2 separate regions of the Homo sapiens genome follow, and region 1 is linked to region 2. The links are chromatin loops, found by intact Hi-C in ENCODE. Cell type or tissue: chondrocyte. All regions are shown on one strand. Each heading gives the region's core, and the rest is flanking DNA. Links, peaks and the distances in the headings are about the cores only.

What was found. A loop is a pair of places that touch in the nucleus more often than their neighbours do. Peaks named below come from ENCODE experiments on the same cell type or tissue, not always from the same donor. Only the 100,000 strongest peaks of a DNase experiment are listed, where the experiment ranks them.
Region 1: it touches region 2 in a loop (4-fold over the local background); 10 of 110 quality-filtered maps call a loop at or near these places.

The regions. Positions count from the first base shown.
Region 1 is chr12:27,698,614-27,708,503 of GRCh38, forward strand. It overlaps MRPS35-DT (MRPS35 divergent transcript), which reads right to left. Exons shown (of 5, transcript XR_001749448.2): 2 at 6,125-6,311; 3 at 4,848-5,007. It also overlaps the pseudogene HMGB1P49. Among named protein-coding and RNA genes, the nearest start is that of REP15, 7.1 kb to the left of the region's middle. RefSeq lists an enhancer at 6,375-6,886. In chondrocyte, for the core only: CTCF peaks have their summits at 5,248 and 5,449; a DNase peak (open chromatin) is centred at 6,827.
Region 2 is chr12:27,328,281-27,338,170 of GRCh38, forward strand. It overlaps BMAL2 (basic helix-loop-helix ARNT like 2), which reads left to right and starts at 4,556. Exons shown (of 17, transcript NM_020183.6): 1 at 4,556-4,823. The coding sequence starts at 4,793. It overlaps LOC124902906 (a long non-coding RNA gene), which reads right to left and starts at 4,517. Exons shown (of 2, transcript XR_007063255.1): 1 at 4,342-4,517. RefSeq lists silencers at 4,440-4,909, 4,930-5,049. In chondrocyte, for the core only: no CTCF peak of the experiment used is centred there; DNase peaks (open chromatin) are centred at 4,716, 5,196 and 8,056.

The DNA of each region.
Region 1 (9,890 bases), core at 889-8,888, 370 kb after region 2:
AGCTACTTGGGAGGCTGAGGTAGGGGGACTGCTTGGGTCCGGGAGGTCAAGGTTGCAGTGAGTCGTGATCGTGCCACTGCCCTCCAGCCTAGGCAACAGAGCAAGACCCCATCTCAATAAATACATAAAAAGAAAATTCTCTGATTTTAAACTACTGGAATTGCTGAGACAACAAAGGTGTTCACCTGCAAAAATGCTAGCTGGTTACTGTTGCTCATTTTTCCTCCATTTCCTGGCCTTAATCTGTGGCTACTTTTCCTGTTGTTGAACCACCTGTTCACTGATACGCAGCCATTAGAAACATGGGCTGAATCCTTTCAACTGCATCCAACCTCTTAAAATCGTTTCTGTTTCTGACAGTCTTCTTATGGCCTTGGCCTTTTCTGTATTTTGGAATTTAGGGCATGTTCCTGTGAGGCTGAATTAAGACATATGAGCGCAATGTGGCGTCATGCAGGTATTCCATAGTAAGAAATACATTTGTTGCTGTGATCTGTATAACTGAAGCATGTTGCAGTGCACTCTGATAGTTTGTCCTACATCGGTTTGTAAAATGCTGACTGCAAGCCACCAAATTGATATCATGACCAGCAATAGGCCACAATGCAGAGTCGTAAAAACTTTGTCATGGTAGAAGGAGTGAGAGCTTTCGAGTTTAGTTGAGGACAAACCTGCTTAAAATCCCAGCTCTTTTATTTACACGTATCCAACCAAACCTCTGTGCTGGTTATTCTCATTTCAACCTCCACATCTACTCCCCACCTTGTCTGCCTTCTTCTGGGCTCTAACTGCATCACTCTGGCTTCCATCCAGTGGAGAGCACGAGATCAGAAAGGGGACAGGTCTGGAATGTATTAGCCCAACTTTCCCTGCCTCACTACGATGCTTGGTTCCAGACAGCTCCTGTCCAGCTGGCCCTTCTCTGAGACTCCAGCTCCCTCCCCTTCCCCTCTCAGGCCATTGTCCCTTCCGGGGTGCTTCATCATTCTTTGTTAGTTCCTTGCACCCTGCCCCCACCCTGTAGATGTACTTTTTCCTTAGGTAGACTTGAGGGTGCCATTTGATTTCTTCTGTAGCCCTAATGCCTCCTGATTTTCCTATCTAAAAACCGGAGATGACAATACCCACCTCGTAGAACTGCTATTCGTTATAGAATTAAGAATAGCCAAGCGCGGTGGCTCACACCTGTAATCCCGGCACTTTGGGAGGCTGAGGCAGGCAGATCACGAGGTCAGGAGTTCAAGACTAACCTGACCAACATGGTGAAACCCCATCTCTACTAAAAACACAAAAATTAGCCGTGGCACATGCCTGTAATCCCAGCTACTCAGGAGGCTGAGGCAGGAGAATCACTTGAACCCGGGAAGTGGAGGTTGGAGTGAGCTAAGATGGCGCCACTGCACTCCAGCCTGGGTGACAAAGAGAGACTCCGTCTCAAAAAAAAAAAAAAAGAAAAAAGAAAAAAAAATCAAAAGTGCTTAGTACGATAATCCAGATCCACTCTTTGATTCTTTATCCAGCCCAGTAAACAGGATCCACAGTGAATCTAAAGGCGCGTCATTAACTTCAATCTAGATTTAGGCTTAAGTGCATGCCCTGTTTTCTTTCCATTGAGCCTGGTGTTCTTCAAATTAAAATACGCCTTGCAACATTGGGGAACACCAACCCCCAAATCCCTTCTCTTCAACTTTATCTCCCAAAGAAGTCCTGGGGGAAAGCGAGGAAAGGAGCATTCATAATCCCCATGATGCCTGCAGCTTCAGGAAAGAAGAAAGGGATGTATATTCTCTTCAGCCTCAAGAAATGGCTTTGTTTTCCCTCCCGTCAATGTTTATTCACCCCCATAGCCCTCTCCTTGAGGAACCTGGAATAGGAAGAACATATCTGTGGCCTTGTAGTTGTCCTTCATTAGAAGCTGGCATGAAAGAGTGTTTAATAAAATGGAGTATTGATATACACAATTACTTGTCAATTAAAAAGGACTTTTTTAAAAGAAGGTGAGTATTGGCAGAGACATCTGTTTCTTCTTTTTGGTAGTGAAGTCTCCAATAGCATAGAGTCAAGCTTAGCTTTTGCAATTTGGGTTAATATATTGCCAAAAAAAAAAAAAAGGCTTAAAAGTGTAAATGGAAGATAGATTCATTCAAACATAATTGCTGAGTGCCTATTACATGTCGGGCTTGTTCTGTGCCCTGCCAATCTAGCAGTACAAAGAACAAAGTTCCTAGTCTCAGGGAGTTTATATCTTAATGGTGGAAGACAGACAAACACGTGCAGATGTTTAAATGCATATTTTCAAAACATCTCACGCCTGTAGTAATCCCAGCACTTTGGGAGGCTGAGGCCGGCGGATCACTTGAGTTCAGGAATTTGGAACCAGCCTGGACAACATGATGAAACCCTGTCTCTACTAAAAATACAAAAATTAGCCTGGTGTGGTGGTGTGTGCCTGTAGTCCCAGCTACTTGGGAGGCTGAGGTGGGAAGATCGCTTGAGCCCAGGAGGAGGAGGTTACAGTGAGCCCAGAACCAGCCACTGCACTCCAGCCTGGGCAACAGTGAGACCCTGTCTCAAACAATAATCAATTTTAAATTACATCATGAGTAATGTAAAGAAAAAGCATGATCAGGGAATAAAGAATGTTAGGAGGTGCTATTTTATATTGGGTGGTGAAGGAAGGCCTCAGCGAGGAGGGGGCAATTAGCTAGAAATCTGAAGGAAGACACTGAGCATCAGTGCAGACATTTGGGAAAGGGTGTTCTAGGCACAAAGAACTGCAAATGCAAAGGACCTGGAATGGGAGTAGATGTGAATGTGGATAGCAAAGGAGGCTGACGTGGACGGAGCAGAGTGAGCTGGAGGCGAGAGGTGGGAGATGAGTTTGCAGAAGTAGCCAGCAAACTCATCAAGCTGGTCAAACTTGTAAGCTGAAGTAAGGACTCAACTATTCTGAGTGATGGGGGAGAGAAATGTCTTGACTGACCTGTACGTTAAAAGCCTCACTTGAAGCCAGGCATGGTGGCTCACACCTGTAATCCCAGCACTTTGGGAGGCCAAGGTGGGTGAATCACTTGAGGCCAGGAATTCAAGACCAGCCTGGCCAACATGGTGAAACCCCGTCTCTACTAAAAACATAAAAATTAGCCTGGCATGATGGCACATGCTTGTAATTTCAGCTACTCAGGAGACTGAGGCAGGAGAATCGCTTGAACCCAGGAGGCGGAGGTTGCAGTGAGCCGAGATCGTGCCTCTGCACTCCAGCCTGGGTGACAGAGCAAGACTCTGTCTCAAATAAACAAACAAACCCTCACTTGATTACTGGGGGGAGACTTGATGGTAGAAGAAAAAGAAGAGAAGCAGAACCCAGGTAAGCAGCTAGGAAGCTGTAGTCACCCAGATGAGAGAAAAAGGTGGCCTGGACCACACTCGTACAAGAGGAGGTATGAAGAGGTCAGATTTAGAATGTAGTTGAAAGTAAAGTGTACAGCATTTGCTGATGATTGGATGTGGGGTTTGAAACATGTAACAATTAGATGCTGTATTTCCAAATGTCTTGAATAATAAGAATATATGCAAGGACAGAAATAAATTTGTCTTTGACTTTCCTTTATCCAAAGAAATCAGAAGATGGAGAAAAGCATTTTAGAGAAACAGTGCCAGGGTATGTGATTGCCAGGTGGGCACTGCATGACTGGGTGCCTCACTGAGGAAAAAGTAACTCAACATGGGCAAAGGAGATCCCAAGAGGCAAAAATGTCATTATACGCATTCTTTATGCATACTTGTCAGAAGGAGCACAAGAAACAGCACCCAGATGCTTCTGTCCTCTTCTCAGATTGTTCCAAAAAGTGCCAGAGAGGTAAAGGACCGGGTCTGCTATAAAGGAAAATTTGAAGACTTGGCAAACTCAGGCAAAAGACCCATTATGAAAGAGAAATGAAAACCTATATCCCTCCAGAAAGAGAGGCAAAAAAAAAAAAAAAGCCCAAGAGGCCTCCTTTGGCTTTTTTCTTGTGTTCTGAGTATTGCCCCTGAGTCAAAGGAAAATATCCCGGCCTATACATTGGTGATTTTGCAAAGAAACTGGGAGAGAGGTGGAATGACACTGTTGCAGATGACAAGCAGCCTTATGAAAAGAAGGCTGCGAAGCTGAAGGACAAATATGAAAAGGATATTGTAGCAGACTGAGCTAAAGGAAAGCCTCATGCAGCAACAAAGGGAATTGCCAAGGCTGAAAAAAAAAGAAAAAAAGAAGAGGAGGATGAGGAGGAAGGAGAAGAAGAAGATGATGATAAACGAGTTGGTTGTAGCAGTCTTTCTCTTGTCTATAAAGAATTTAACAACCCCTGTATACAACTCACTCCTTTTAAAGAAAAAAAAATTGAAATGTAAGGCTGTGTAAGATTTGTTTTTAAGCATTACAGTGTCAGCTGGGCGCGGTGGCTCACACCTGTAATCCCAGGACTTTGGGAGGCCAAGGTGGGTGGATCATGAGGTCAAGAGATCGAGACCATCCTGGCTAACACGGTGAAACCCCGTCTCTACTAAAAATACAAAAAAATTAGCCAGGCATGGTGGCGGGTGCCTGTAGTCCCAGCTACTTGGGAGGCTGAGGCAGGAGAATGGCATGAACCCGGGAGGCAGAGCTTGCAGTGAGCCAAGATTGCGCCACCGCACTCCAGCCTGGGCGGCAGAGCGAGACTCCATCTCAAAACAACAACAACAACAAAACAAAACAAAAACAGAAACAAACAAAAAACATTACAGTGTCTTTTTGTACAATTAACAGATTACAAAATGTCTCTTAAGATAGCCCTGTCCTGGTGATATTTTTAATAGACACTAACCTTGCCTGATACAGAATGGGGGTTGTAATTGGCACGGAAATTTAAAGCAGGCTTTGTTGGGGCACAGCACAGATTAGTTATATAGGAGGATAGTTTTTTCATCTTCATTTGTCTCTGATGCAGCTTATACGATATAGTTGTTGTTCTGCTGAGTACCACTCTGTAATTGAAAAAAAAGAAGTTGCAGCTGTTTTGTTGACATTCTGAATACTTCTAAGCAAATACAATTTTTTAAATTAAAAAAGCATTTTAGCCCTTTGCCTTCAGTAAACTGGGCATGAATAAGCCCAGGTGGCATCTTTTAAAGTGTTAAGTAATAACGGTTCCCATGTTCAATGCTTCTGGGAGGTTATAGTCCTCAGTCAATTAATGTTTCCTCGGTGTATAGCGACCCCTGTCTGCAGGAATGCTGTGTGGAGTACACTCTCAAGAAGGAGGTGATGTAAAGAACATGCAACTTGGAATCAGATGCGGATTTGAGTTTCAATGCTCATAAGAGCAGAGTCAAGTGGCTTAACTTTTTGCTTCCTTATTTGTAAAATGGGAATGACTTCAACTACAATCATGCATTGCTTAATGGGGATATGTTCTGAGAAATGCATTGTTAGGCAATTTCATTGTTTTGTGAACATAAGAAAGTGTACTTACACAGACCTAGACAGTACAGCCAACTACACACCTAGGCTATGTGGCATAGCTCCTAGGCTACAAGCCTGTACAGCATGTTACTTTACCAATACTGTAGGCAACTGGAACACAATGGTAAATATTTGTGTATTTAAACATATCTAAACACAAAAAAAGGTACAGTAAAAATAAGGTATAAAAGGTAAAACATAGTACACTTATATGGGGCACTTACAACAAATGGGGCTTGCAGGACTGGAAGTTGCTCTGGGTGAATCAGTGAGTGGTGAGTGAATGTGAAGGCCTAGGACATTACTGTATGCTACTGTAGACTTCACAAACACTGTTCACTTAGGCTGTGATACATTTATAAAACAATAAAGTAATTGTGCTATGATGTCACAATAGCCACAATGTCACTAGGGAATAGGAGTGTTTCAGCTCCATTATAGTCTTATGGGACCACCATCATATATGCACAGTGGTTGACTGAAACGTCTTTATGTGGCACATGACCGTAACTCAAAGAAGACAAAGCTTGTGAAAATATTTTATATACTGAAGTGTAAGCTTACGAAAATTTCAGAGAACCTAGTATAAATTGTAAGTATTCATGTTATAAACAGCTGAAAGCCATAAATCAGACTCACCATGTTTTTTTTTCAAGTGAAAATTAAAATGTGAAGCTTTTGTTGATTTTTAAAATACTGCATACTCATTTAATTTTTTCAAGCTGTATGCTTGGTGTAAAAATTCAAGTACAGAAATGGAGAAAGTGAAGTCTTCAGGAGTGTCTCCTCTATCCTCATATCCACTGCCTCAAATTTGCTGTTGACCCTTCCAGAATTTGCATTGCAAAAAAATAAAAATAAAAATATAATACACAAATGAGATTACATAATCCATAAATGCCTTATAACCTGCATTTTAAAAAAACTTAACAATATATTGTGGACAATTTTCTATGCTAATAGATTTATATCCACCTCATCCTTGTTAAGGCTGACACCAGTGGTTTTCCATCTTGCCTCAATATTAGATTCACTTGAAGAACTTAAACAAAAAACAAAACAAAACCCTAGTGCTCCAAACACATCTAGACCAATTAATCAGCATCTCAGAGGGAGTCCAGATAATTTTTTTTTTAAATCTTCTGAGGTTATTCTAATGTTTAACCAGGATTGGGGCCCAGGTATCTTAAGTAGTGATGCAGGATTTTTCTCGGCTCCTTTGCTGGACTCCCAGCAGGGGCGCTCTGTCTACTAGGCCCACCACACTCAGCCCCTTGTGGGAGGGAGCACATGAGTGAGTGAGTCCAGGGTCCAGCCTGCCACTTCGCCACCGCAGGAGAAAGCTTTGTGCAGAGCCCGCAGCCAGACCAGTGGTGTCGCCTTGAGGGGAATGCAGTGGCACCCAGGCAAGGATGCCTGAGACCCCAAAGCCCCAGAGGGGGTGGTAGTGTGCTGATGAGCTTTTTTAGTTCTGCCATCCACAGCCCGATGGATGGCAGCATGTTAGCAGCCCGGTTGGCCCCTGGCCCCCTCACATGGGGTGGCTGTCCTCTGCTGACCAGGGCAAAGGGTCAGTGTGACAGCCTTTCTGGGTACCCACACTTGGATCTCAAGCTCTTGTCCAGCATCCAAGAAAAATTAGGTCACCCTTGATAATTGAACGATAGTGAGGGCAGAGAATTTTATTGAGCGATGAAAAAGCTCTCAGCCGAGAGGGGAGCTGGAGATGGGATGGGAAGGGCTGTTCATCTTCCCCTGAGGTCAGGAGGTCTCTTCCCTGAAGTCAGGCCATCTCCCACCTCTACCAACTGAGTCTGGGGTCTTTACAGGCACAGGATGGCGGTGGGGTGGACTGTAGGTAATACTGGAAAAGGCAACATTTGATTGGTTAAAATACATTATTCAGAAAGAACCAATAGGGAGAGAGTGGGCAAACAGGAATAGAAGTTCTCACTCTGGTCCATGGGCTTCACACTGTTTTTGGCTTGAAGGTCGGGTTTCACCGGAGACCCACCTCTGTCTGCCTAGGATTTCTCTGCCACCTGCCTCTATTAGTAGTACTCTGCATTATATGAATACACCATAATAGATTTAACCCATACTGTTTTGATGAACATTTAGGTTGCAAGGTCTCTATACCTATTCCTTATATTTGCATATTGTCTACCATACTTGTGAATAGACATACTTTGTTCACCTACTATAAAGCAAGTTAGTTTTGAAGGCCGGGTGTGGTGGTTCCCGCCTATAATCCTAGCACTTTGGGAGGCCGAGGCGGGCGGATCACTTGAGGTCAGGAGTTCAAGACCAGCCTGGCCAACATGGTGAAACCCTGTCTCTACCAAAAACACAAAAATTAGTTGGGCATGGTGGCACATGCCTGTAATCTCAGCTACTTGGGAGGCTGAGGCAGGAGAACGACTTGGACCCCGGAGGTGGAGGTTGCAGTGAGCTGAGATTGTGCAACTGCACTCCAGCCTGGGTGACAGAGCAAGACTCCTTCTCAAAAAAGAGAAAAAAAAAAAAAGAAGTTAGTTTTGATTAAAAGTAGCTTTTTAATACAAAGGATAAACGCTTGAGGTGATGGATACCCCATTTACCCTGATGTGATTATGATACATTTTATGTCTGTATCAATATATATCATATACCCCATAAATATATATACTTCCTATGTATCCATAAAGATAAAAAATTAAAAAGTAGCTTTTATTGAATTAATTCAGGTTTAAATATAATAAAAACCAATTGTAAGACAGCTTAATATTTAAAATTGTTCTACACAGGACCAGCTACATAATTTGTAGGTTCCAGTGCAAACTGAAGATGCAGGACTCCTTGTTAAAAAAAGTATTAAGAATTTTAAGACAGCAACAGCAAAGCATTAGGCCAAGCGCAGGCACGTTGTATGTCTATGAAGCCAGCCTAGCTTCTATGATGTGTTAGATTACATGGTCACAAAGTTTGAAGAAAATATTTTTTTTGTTTGTTTGAGACAGGTCTCACTCTGTCGCCCAGGCTGGAGTGCAGTGGCACTATCTCGGCTTTCTGCAACCTCTGCCTCCTGGGCTCAAGTGATCCTCCCACCTCAGCCTCCCCAGTAGCTGGGACTACAGGCACACATCACCATGCCTGGCTAATTTTTGTATTTTTTGTAGAGACAGGCTCTTGCTATGTTGCCCAGGCTGGGCTTAAACTCCTGAGCTCAAGTGATTCCCCTATCTCAGCCTCCCAAAATGTTGAGAGTACAGGAGTGAGCCACTGCACCCAGCAAAGAAAATATTTTTATCGTGAGTGAATGATTGCACCTCTAAGATCACTGCCAAGTGAAAAATTATGTAATCTTAGTAACCCCTATGTGCAAGATAGTACATGCTTTACTCTTTACACTGCACAAGACAGATATTTTTGCTTGTTGATAGCATTAATAGCATTATGAATGAATTTTTAACTTTTACTATAGAATGAAACTTACTGTACTTGATGCCACGGAAAACAATAAGTATTTTTCTGGCTCCTCTAGCTCTGGTCATCTATCCACTTTAGTCTTAGGGAGAGAGTACAACAAAAGATAGAACGCATAGCAAGGTAGAATGGGGACCTATGTCTTTAATATCTTGCTCAGAAATTAAGAAATATTGTTAGAGTAGGTAGCTAGTCATGAATGAGCAGGGCAGGAGAGGGCTCCCCTTATACACACACCCCCCTCCACACACACACACGCACACCCCAGGAATTTCAGGCGACCATCAGGTGACGGTCAGGTGGTTATTAACTGTCTTTCTAAAACAATAATTGGTTGCAGCCAGCACCAGGGAATAGCATTCTCCCAATAGATACAAAAAACCTGAAACTAGTGATCAGCAACTTTCCAGTAAGATCTCAGGAGCTGGGTGAGTGTGCGCAAGCGTGCACATTAAGAAGCAAAATGGCAGAATTTAACTGGTATTTGATCTTCTAGGGACGTGCAACTGCTAATGGAAGAATGCCTCAAGTAAGCATGTATACGACTCCAATAAACACACTATGCATGCTCCCCTCCCAAGTCCTGGCAAGCCACTGTGCATGCAGACAGCCCACCCCAAGGGAAAAATCAGGGGAGAAGGGACATAGACCCCAGAAGTATGCCAACGTATAAAACCCTAAGTCAAAGGTCAAATGGGGTACTTGACTTTCAAGTCGCCCACTTGGCCCTCTTCCCAGTGTATTTCCTTCCTTTTGTTCCTGCTGTGAAGCTTTTTAATAAACTTTCACTCCTGCTCTAAAAGTCGCTTCTGTCTCTCCTTCTGCCTTATGTTCCTCGATCAAATTCTTTCTTCTGAGGAGGCAAGAATTGAGGTTGCCGCAGACCTGTACAGATTTGCCGCTGGTAACAGTATGAATATGATCATACTCCTTTTGTCCC
Region 2 (9,890 bases), core at 746-8,745:
AAAAGTAAACTGTCAATACTCAGCCTAATATCTTTTTTTTTTTTTTTTGAGACGGAGTCTCACTCTGTCGCCCAGGCTGGAGTGCAATGGCGTGGTCTTGGCTCACTGCTACCTCCACCTCCCAGGTTTAAGCAATTCTGCCTTGGCCTCCCGACTAGCTGTGATTAGGTTCCTGCCACCGTGCCTGGCTAATTTTTGTATCTTTAGTAGAGACGGGGCTTCACCATGTTGGCCAGGCTGGTCTCAAACTCCTGACCTCAGTGATGTGCTCGCTTGGCCTCCCAAAGTGCTGGGATTGCAGGCATGAGCCACCGCATCCAGCCTTTTTGTCTTCTTGGGTAAAAAAATCAGGAACAGAACTTGGAGAACCCTCTTGTATGATTGTATATAATACCGAGAGGACTGAGGAAGACTTGGGATACCATAACTGCTTTAAGAGTGTTTAAAAACTGTAAAAGTAAACATCAGTTGAGTTATTGATGCTTATACACACATACAAACGCATAATCCCTAAGGGAAAAAGTGTAAGCAACTCCACATAAAAGTAGATGTGTGCACAACTATTCCCTCATTCTTGTCCTAAGTTTTGTCCTTCCTTGCAGTTTGCTCAGAATTTTAGTATATTGCTATTCCTGTCCCTAAGAAATACTGCTTCTCTCCCCGCTGCTTCCCCGGTGTACATACCATACTGCAACAACCCAGCTTAAGAAAATTGATTTTTGATAAGTTAAAGCAGTATTTCCTAGATGAGAGTACTCAGAGCAACTTTCAAAATCAGCTAGGAAGCACATTTGAAATAAGGACTTAGTGTGATTCACCCCAAACCTACTAAATCAGTCTCTGGGGGTGGGTCTAAAATTGTGCACATTCTCATGTACATTGAATTTTGGGAACCACTGAGCTAACAGAAAAAGAAACTAATACCTGCTCATTGGTTTTTGTGAGAATATATATATATAAAGTAACTGATGCACAGTAGGTAAAATACAGAAGTCAGTGCTTACAACAGTGCCTGGCACACAGCAGGTGCTCAATAAATACATGTGAACAAGTTAATTAAATGACTATTTTTGTGGGTGGCCCTGCTTTCCACCTAAGGCCAATCTCAAAATGTTTTCACTTTTAATAAAAACATAAATACGACTCCAAAAGCATTGAGAAAATGAATGCAGCTTTTGCTGAAGTTGTTATTTTCCAGGGAAATAATGTAAGAGGGTTTGCATTACACAATGAAGTTCCCTAAATACCGCTTTAAGATATCTCAAATTTCCTGGCTAGGTGCAGTGGCTCACGCCTGTAATCCCAGCACTTTGGGAGGCTAAGGCAGGCAGATCACATGAGGTCATGAGTTCGAGACCAGCCTGACCAACATGGTGAAACCCCGTCTCTACTGAAAATACAAAAAATTTAGCTGTGTGTGGTGGCACATGCCAGTAATCATAGCTACTCAGGAGGCTGAGGCATGAGAATCGCTTGAACCCAGGGAGGCAGAGTTGCAGTGAGCCGAAATCACACTACACTCCAGCCTGGGCGATAGAGCGAGACTCTATGTAAAAAAAAAATTAAAATTAAAAAAAGATAGCAAATTTCCTCTCCTTAAGGCAGCTGCACCACCTCCTTTACCACCCTCTCTGTCTCAGGAATGCTCTGTCCTCCAATTACCTCTCTGCTTTTCCTTCCCTTAGACCATGCTCAAGCTCATCTTTCCTATACCAGAAGCCCACCATAGATCCTCTTCTCTCTCTAAACATATGGGAGAGTGTTGGCCTACTTGTTTCTCCAAACTGCACTCATCAATCTGCCCAGCAAATCCAAGCATCTTCCCCAGGATTCACCCTCCACAGGATGCTGGGGGCAGGGTAGGAAGAAAAGGTAGTTTTAAACATTAATAATTTATTTTCCCCAGTCACTTAGGAAATCAATAATGGGTAGTTGCTATTTATTTATTTATTTATTTGAGATGGAGTCTTGCTCTGTCACCCAGGCTGGAGTGCAGTGGCGTGATCTCAGCTCATTGCAACCTCCCCCTCCTGGGTTCAAGCAATTCTCCTGCCTCAGCCTCCCGAGTAGCTGGGATTACAGGTGCCCGCCACCACACCCAGCTAATTTTTTGTATATTTAGTAGAGACGGGGTTTCACCGTGTGAGCTAGGACGGTCTGCACATCCTGACCTCGTGATCCGCCTGCCGTGGCCTCCCAAAGTGCTGAGATTACAGGCGTGAGCCACCATGCCCGGCCTATGTAATGTTTTTTTTTTATTTACCATCTTTACCATTTTAAGTGTACAGTTCCCAATGGTAATAAATATATGTTCAGCCTTCTTTTCCCCTTGTTGTTTTCCACCCCCTCTTCTCTCCCCTTCCTGGCTTCTGTGTTATTTATTGTTATGCATCATTGGAAATAGTATCTTCAATTTAATTACACTCTGAAGCAGGTGTGGTTTTTTGTTGTTTTGGGTTTGGGTTCTATCTTGTTGTTTTTTGTTGTTGTTGTTGTTGTTGTTGTTGTTCTTGGACCAAATACAATATCTAAGTGGCTTTAGGGACTCCTCTCTAATCTAAGTTATATTGTTACAATCCCAGCAGAATGCTAAAAGGACAGGAGTTTACAGCTTGTGAGGCCGTGGTTCCTAATTCCAGATGGACAAAGGAGTATTTGTTCCACCTTTAAAATATTTGTTCTTGCCTGAGTACTTAGCAATGAAAGAAAATTAATGAACAAATTAAGTGAAAGGCAAGCAATGATTCCTGGAGAGCAAGGCAGCTCCAGGGCTTTTGGCAGGGGAACCATGCTGACCAGAAGGAACTGTGTGCATTCTATTACACAAATTCTCTAGCATTCTATTATACAAATCATCCAATCACCTTTCTCACATTTTTTTTTCCAAGTTGAAAATATGAGAAAACCACTCACTGGAAATGAGAGATTACCTTCCTATCCATCTGGCAAGACATTATATGTCTCTCTGCCTTATCCTATGGGTTATATAGCTACTCTTTAAAAAACAAAAAAATCATGTCTTAGAAAGTAAAGCTCCAGAGCATAAAGAAAAAAAGAGAGCAAGCAGGCTTTAAACCTGAGCAGTAAGGGGAATACCTATTAAGCAATGAAAGGGTTGTGCCCCATGGAATGCTGTAGGTCGGCTTTGTTTGTGCATTATTACCCTTCCTGCTTTCGTATTTTAGATTCTGGATTCCCCTTCTCTTGCTTTCAGGCTTTGGTGGAAGTGAATCATCGTTTCTAAGAAACGGGGACTGCAATGATTCACAGGCAAGCTTACTGGACACCACAATAGGAACTCCTAAGAAGGAGACCTAACTTTTATGGTCTTGCTTCTACTATCTACTAGCTGAGTGATCCTGGCCAAAATACTCGACATCTCTGAACTTCTGTTTCTCTACTAAGACAGGAATTAAGAAAGAGGTTGTGAGGCTCACTGAGCCGATAAGGGGGAAAATGCATTGTAAGCAAGGCCATGTATAGAATAGTATTTACATTTTAACCCAGATCTTAAAGCCCAGGTCTAATTAATTCTACCTGTTACCCCTTGGTAAACCACCTCAAAATAGTGTACACTTGTCTGGAAAGCCAAGGTTTGATCACATTCGGGAAACCCTGTATGGAATTACTGTTTCTAGCTGCCAGGAGAAGTTGGTGTTGGTAGAATTTGGGGTGGAGTTCCAAGTCAAAGCTAGGAATGAGACGTTTCAAGACTGGTTTTGATTAGGGATGTGTCTTGGTGTGTGTTGAGGACAGCACAGTTTTCAGCACGTCTCCCTTACCTCTAAAGTCCTAGCCCCTGCTTAAGCCTGCAACAGTTTTCTCCTGTCATGCCCACTTCTGCTTGGGAACACACTTCCAAACCCTCTGCCCAGCCTCTCACAATGGCCCTAAGTACTGCCCTGAGGACACATAAGGTGCTGGTTAAGACGTTGGAATTGAGTCCTTGTAGGAAAGTTATTACCTTTAGGCTGGTTGCAAAGTTTGATTTGGTGTCTTCTCTACTGTGACTTTCCTTTACTTACTTCTACTAGATTACCAAGGAATGGGTCTAGGGACCAGTGGGAGGGCAGCAAACCAGTGTATTCTAGACACGTGGCCATAGGATGTAGGGCTGTCAAGTGATGCCCAAAAGATCTTGTTTCTGGATTTACCCAACCGTTCCAGGAGGCAAAACGGCTTCCTCGGGACCCTCTCTCTGTCATCTACACTCTCGTCTCTGCAGCTAAGCCCTTCCTTAAGCAGAAAAGAGCAGGGTCTCTCGTCCAGCACCCTCCTCCCCAACCCTAGCCCCGTGCCCTCCGCTAACCCACCGTGCAATTATCTTCATTCATCCTTTACCTTTGCCCCGAGGGTCTAACAACTGCAATCTTCGGAATGCTGGGACAAAGCTTACTATGAGCATGGAAGCCTGTTTTCAATAGGGTGGTTGCTAGAAGGACTCAACTGGCCTTTTAGTGCTTTGCTGCTCGCGGGAGGGCTCGGCGGGGCGGTGTCCGCAGCGACTCCGCCCTTGGCCCGGGTCTCTTTCCCGCCGGGAAGCCCCGCGGCGCCCAGAGCGGCGGGCGGCTGGCTCCAGTCCGCATGCTCAGTAGCTGCTGCCGGCCGGGCTGCGGGGCGGCGTCCCGTGCGCGCCTACGGGCTGCGGTGGCGGCCGCCGCGGCACCCGGCAGGGCCCGCCAGTCCCCGCTTCCCTGCTCCAGAGCCGCCGCCTGGGCCGGGGCAGGGCGGGCCCGGGGCTCCTCCATGCTGCCAGCCGCGGGGCTGCGGAGCCGACCAAGTGGCTCCTGCGATGGCGGCGGAAGAGGAGGCTGCGGCGGGAGGTGAGGTTGCCGGTGGCGAGGCGACGGCCCCAGGTGGGCGCGCGGCGTCTGACGCGCTGGGGGCGTCCCCGCGACGCCAGGTCTGCCCCCGCTGCCCCGAGGGAAGCGCCCGCGCCTGTCCTCTCGGGCCGGAGCATCGCCTCCGAGGGGCGGTGGGACAAGGCCGCCCCGTGGGGCACAGGTGCGGCGCGGCGCCCGGCGCGTCCTCCCGGGGAGCGGGACGCGGGGAGGGGAGCTGGGGTCGCCGCCGGCGCTCAGGACGCGGTGTCTTGGTCCCGGGCCGGGCGCATTGGCGAAAGGGAGCCAGCGGGGGACCTTGCACCCGGCGCTGGGAGCATCCGCCTCCACCCACTGCTGGGCGCCCGCGTCGGCGTCGGCATGGCATGCACTGCTGCGGGGACTTCCTATATTTCTTCTTTCTTTTGTGTAAACCAGTTGTCAGCAGCCTCGGACCTAGCCCGGTTCCTGTGAACCCCTCCCCTCTGAGCTGATAATACTCGCGGCTTCCCGGCTTGAACCGCTGCCCCGCGGTGGAGCGCGCAGGTGGGCAGGTGCGCGTGGACGCGGGGCCACACTCCGGGATCGCAGCCCGCTCCGCGACAGCCCTCCATAAGCGACAGGCGGCTCGTGTCTTTCACCGCTGAAGCTTCAGGAAAGCCGTCAGTGGAGTTAGCTTGTTCGATTATGTATTTCTGTGGTATTTTTGTGAATGGAGTTGGAAGTTTGCGGTGCTTTTTCCTTCTCGCTAGTATTCACTGGCAGTATTCTGTAGTTCCTTACAACGGGGCCTTTGGGACCACTGCTCACAATTACGGAATGAATACAAAATAGCTGTTGTTTAAGACAAATGAGAGGCAGGAAAACAGAAATAACTGAAGGAAGACTGGCAGAGAAGTTCAGGGAAGCAGTTAATTCTCCCCTTTCCTTTTGGAATAAGATGATAGAGTTTTAGATTCTTCTCTGAAATAAGGCAATGAGAGGAGGTGGCTTTCGAAATTCTAATATAATTGTGGGAATTTACATCATGGGGCGATTTCAGAAATTCGATCATTTGAATATTCGTAGTCTTAGGTAAACCCTTTGTTGAAAATAGAAGATGGCACGTGTGGTGTTTATAAGCTCTGACACCCTTTCTGCTCCGTCTTGTGACTGAGCTCTGCCCTTTACTGTCTGTGTCACCCAGGTTATTTGAAATCTCTTAGTCTAAGTTCCCCCATCTGTAAAATGGAGATAACTATGCAGTCTGCCTTATAGGATTGTTAGGAGTAAATGAGATATGAGATATGAATGCAAATAAAATGCTTAGCCCAATACTTAGGAAATAGTAAGTGCTTCATAAAACATTAACTTAATGTAGTTATTAATTTACAACTTCAATTTGCTTTGTGAAATTGGTGAGTGCTGTCTGGTCCATTAAGAAAGTGTTGTCCCTTGTGAGTTAAAATTGGCCAAACTGAAAGGAAGTGAAAATGCACCTACTAATTCAAAGAAAATGCACCTACTAATTCCCCAGATAAGTCTTACGAACTTACAACAAGCTTTTAGATAAAGTTTAATGCTATTTATCTAACTATTTTAGATTAATAGTTTATTGCTCTTTGCATACCAAATGTAAAGCTGGGAATAATAAAAATTAAATTTTCTTAATTAAGGGTAGCAATGTTTCTGTGCGGGCTGGGAGAGCCCGCAGGTATGAGTACCTAAGATGTCACAGACATTTCACAGGGGTGCTTCTGTTAGTCTTACAACAGCGTTGTGAGGTAGGTAGTATCTCCATTTCACAGATGAGAAAACTGAGGCTGGCTCACAGTTATACAGCCAGGACATGACAGAACTAGAGTTAAAATCCATGGCTGTCGCCCATACTCCTTTCTTTTCTTTCCCATCTGACTTGGTGGTGCTAATGAGCAAGTGTGCTCACTTCCAGACACCTGCTTATCTAAAGAGTAGTAAAAAATAGAACGCTCAACGAAACCTCTAGGAGGAAAAAATGTATATGTATTTTTACTATTTCTCCCTATTCCCAGAGGGAAAACAAAAACAGGCCTCTGGGCCAGTTGGTGGCCATCTACAAAACTAGCCCTAAGGTTTTGTTTTGCTTTGTTTTGTTTTGTTTTGTTTTGTGTTTTTTTAACAGTGTAAACCAAACTATGGGTTTCCCCACCCCATCAGTTTTAGATGGTAAACACCGAAATTGAGCATGCTGCCAAGTGACTGGGTGTCCTCCTAATAAATGATTCCAGAATCCTTGGGGTAGGAAGAGGGCAGTCTTGGGGAGCAGCACATTTCCAAGACTCACTGCCAGAGATGGTCTGGGGTTGAGGCCTCTGTGGGGCAGCTTTCTCACCTTCCGTTTTCTTACCAGCTCATGTTTTCACCTATGATAGTGTAAGATCCAATTCTTTTACATGTAGTTCTGCAATTACAGTGGTTTAAATTTACTTTGTGAGTCAGAAATCAAACGTCATGTCCCAATCAATTTTGCCTAAGCTCCTGTTACTGGCATGGATCCTTGGGCAAAATTTCAGCCAGAAATGCATTATTCAAGATAAACCAGGATGGGCTAATTACTTTTCACATATTTAAGGGGGAGGAAAATAGAGAAGGAAAGAGAGAAAGAGTGAGAGGAGGGAGAAGGCAAGAGAGGAGGTGTGAAGTAAAGAGAGGAGGAGAGGGGAAAGGAGGAGGAAGGAGAGAGTGAAGGAAGGAGAAGGGGAGGAGGGGAGGGACTGCCACTCCATCAAAGTTTGACTCCAGGAAAAACAAAAACTAACGTTTAAAATATATAGGGAAAGCCAAAATATCAGTAGGAGAATACAGTGATTTCAGTTTACTTTGTCCTTGTGAAATGACTCCCTAGTTCTAAAAAGCATGATGTTCTGTGCTGTGAACATTGAGGTAGCATCCTTTTGAAATCTCCATTTGTGTCATGTTCAGGAAATCATAAATGAGCAAATAACAATTCATTCTGGTAGCCCTAGTTTTCAGTTGTCTCATTTAATTGAAGACCTCCACTTCTCTGCATTGACAACTGAGTTACTCGGGTGCTTGGGGTCTGGGTCATTAGTCAGCATCATCATGGTCATAAGCATTTTCAGGGACCTCAGAGTGTGCCATGTGCCCTACAGGAGGCAAGGGCACCTGAGACATCCGCCTGTTCTGTGAGACAGTGATTTCCTGCCCTGGTTTTTGCAAGGTTACTACCTGTAGTGGCTCCCCTGGTTCTCAGCATCCCAGCCCTCTGTAGCCCCTGCCTTGCCCAGTGCCTCACCCCTTCCCAGTGGCAGGAGCCAGTGGGAACTAAGAGCCTTCAGTGTAAGCCCTTATTGGAGCTAGGACTGCAGGTGAGATATGTTCTCTGTAGTAGCGTGTAGTATTTCTAGATATTTACTGATAATTTATGCAATACTTAGCTATGTATGCCCTGCCGCACCCTGTTTCCTTCTCTTACTCAGGTGCTGTCACACTTACTGGTCCCTGACACATACTGTTTACATTGTATCACACTAGGCTATAATATCCCATTTACCCACCCAATTTTTTAACTTAAAATATTTTTAAACCTGGCTGGGCGCGGTGGCTCACGCCTGTAATCCCAGCACTTTGGGAGGCTATGGCAGGTGGATCACCTGAGGTCAGGAGTTTGAAACCAGCCTGGCCAACATGGTGAAACCCTGTCTCTACTAAAAAATACAAAAATTAGTCCGGCGTTGGTGGTGCGTGCCTGTAATCCCAGCTCAGGAGGCTGAGGTGGGAGAATCACTTGAACCTGGGAGGCAGAGGTTGTAGTGAGTCGAGATCATTCCACTGCACTCCAGCCTGGGTGACAGAGCGAGACTGTCTCAAAAAAAAAAAAAAAAAAAAAAAGTATTTTAAACTTCCTTAAAACTTCTTAAAATCAGTTCAGTTATACAGTGTTAACATTCTCACCTGAAAATACTTAAATGGTTGGCATGATAGGAAATTTGACATTTATGTAGCTAAATTATTTGTATTTCATTTCTCTAGTCTTTAATCTTATGGTTTAAATCTCTAGATGGTACCATTACAGCGAGATTAAAAACAAAGAAGTCTAAAGGAAAAGGAAATGTAAAGAGAATCATTCTTCCACTCTATGCTTTGCATTAAAGGATATTTAGAATTGAAGGTTAAGACTATTGTGATAAAACAATAACTTCCAAGACATTCAAAGTGTTTTACTTACAACATTTCATACATTTTTAAGTAGATTAGAAATATACTTTATCATATTTTCCAAGCATATCACAGGGAAAGTAGAGAATCATCTACTACCCTTCTTGACCAAAGTGCCTCCACCTTTGCCCCTGTGATATGTCCTATACTCAATTATGTGAAGGAACCTGCCTTTCCCCAACATAATGTACACTTTCCCACCTCCAGGCCTTTCCTCAGGCTGTTGGCTGTTCCTGGAATACCCCTGCCCTCCCTCTAGATGGGTCTGGAGAATCTTAACCAATCAAGCTTGAAGGCTGAGCGCAGATGTCACTTTTTTTGTATGTGTGGAGGAGGAGAACTGGTGTGGGAAAATCAATATAAGCTTTGGAACTAGGCCACTGGGCTTGTGATTTCTGGTTTCATTACTTGTCAGCTTTGTAAACTTGGTCAAATTTTAAAACTTCTCTGAGCCCCAATTTCCTTATCTGTAGAATAGGGGTAAAAATACCTAACTTGGAAGGTTGTTTTGGGAATTAAATGAGATAATGATTACAAACTGTTTAATGAACTCTGACCTTCAACAAATGATTTTCCCCTTTTCCTCATGCAACCTTCCCAGAATCTCCTCGTCACCCAAATTGAAATTATTCTCCCCTCCTATTTTCACACTGTAGTTTTTTTGTGTGCCTATGATAACACTTGTGCCTGTCTGCCACAAGTTATTTGGTTTCTTAGCTCCACCCTTAAGTTGCACATTGCCAGGAGGCCAGAATTGGTTCTTACTCAGCTTTATAATCTCCAATTTCTTGCACCTATTAAGTGCTTAATAAAGGCTTGCAGATTTTGAATGAAGAATAGTTTGCTTAAGGTGTGGAAAGGGTTAGTTCATTC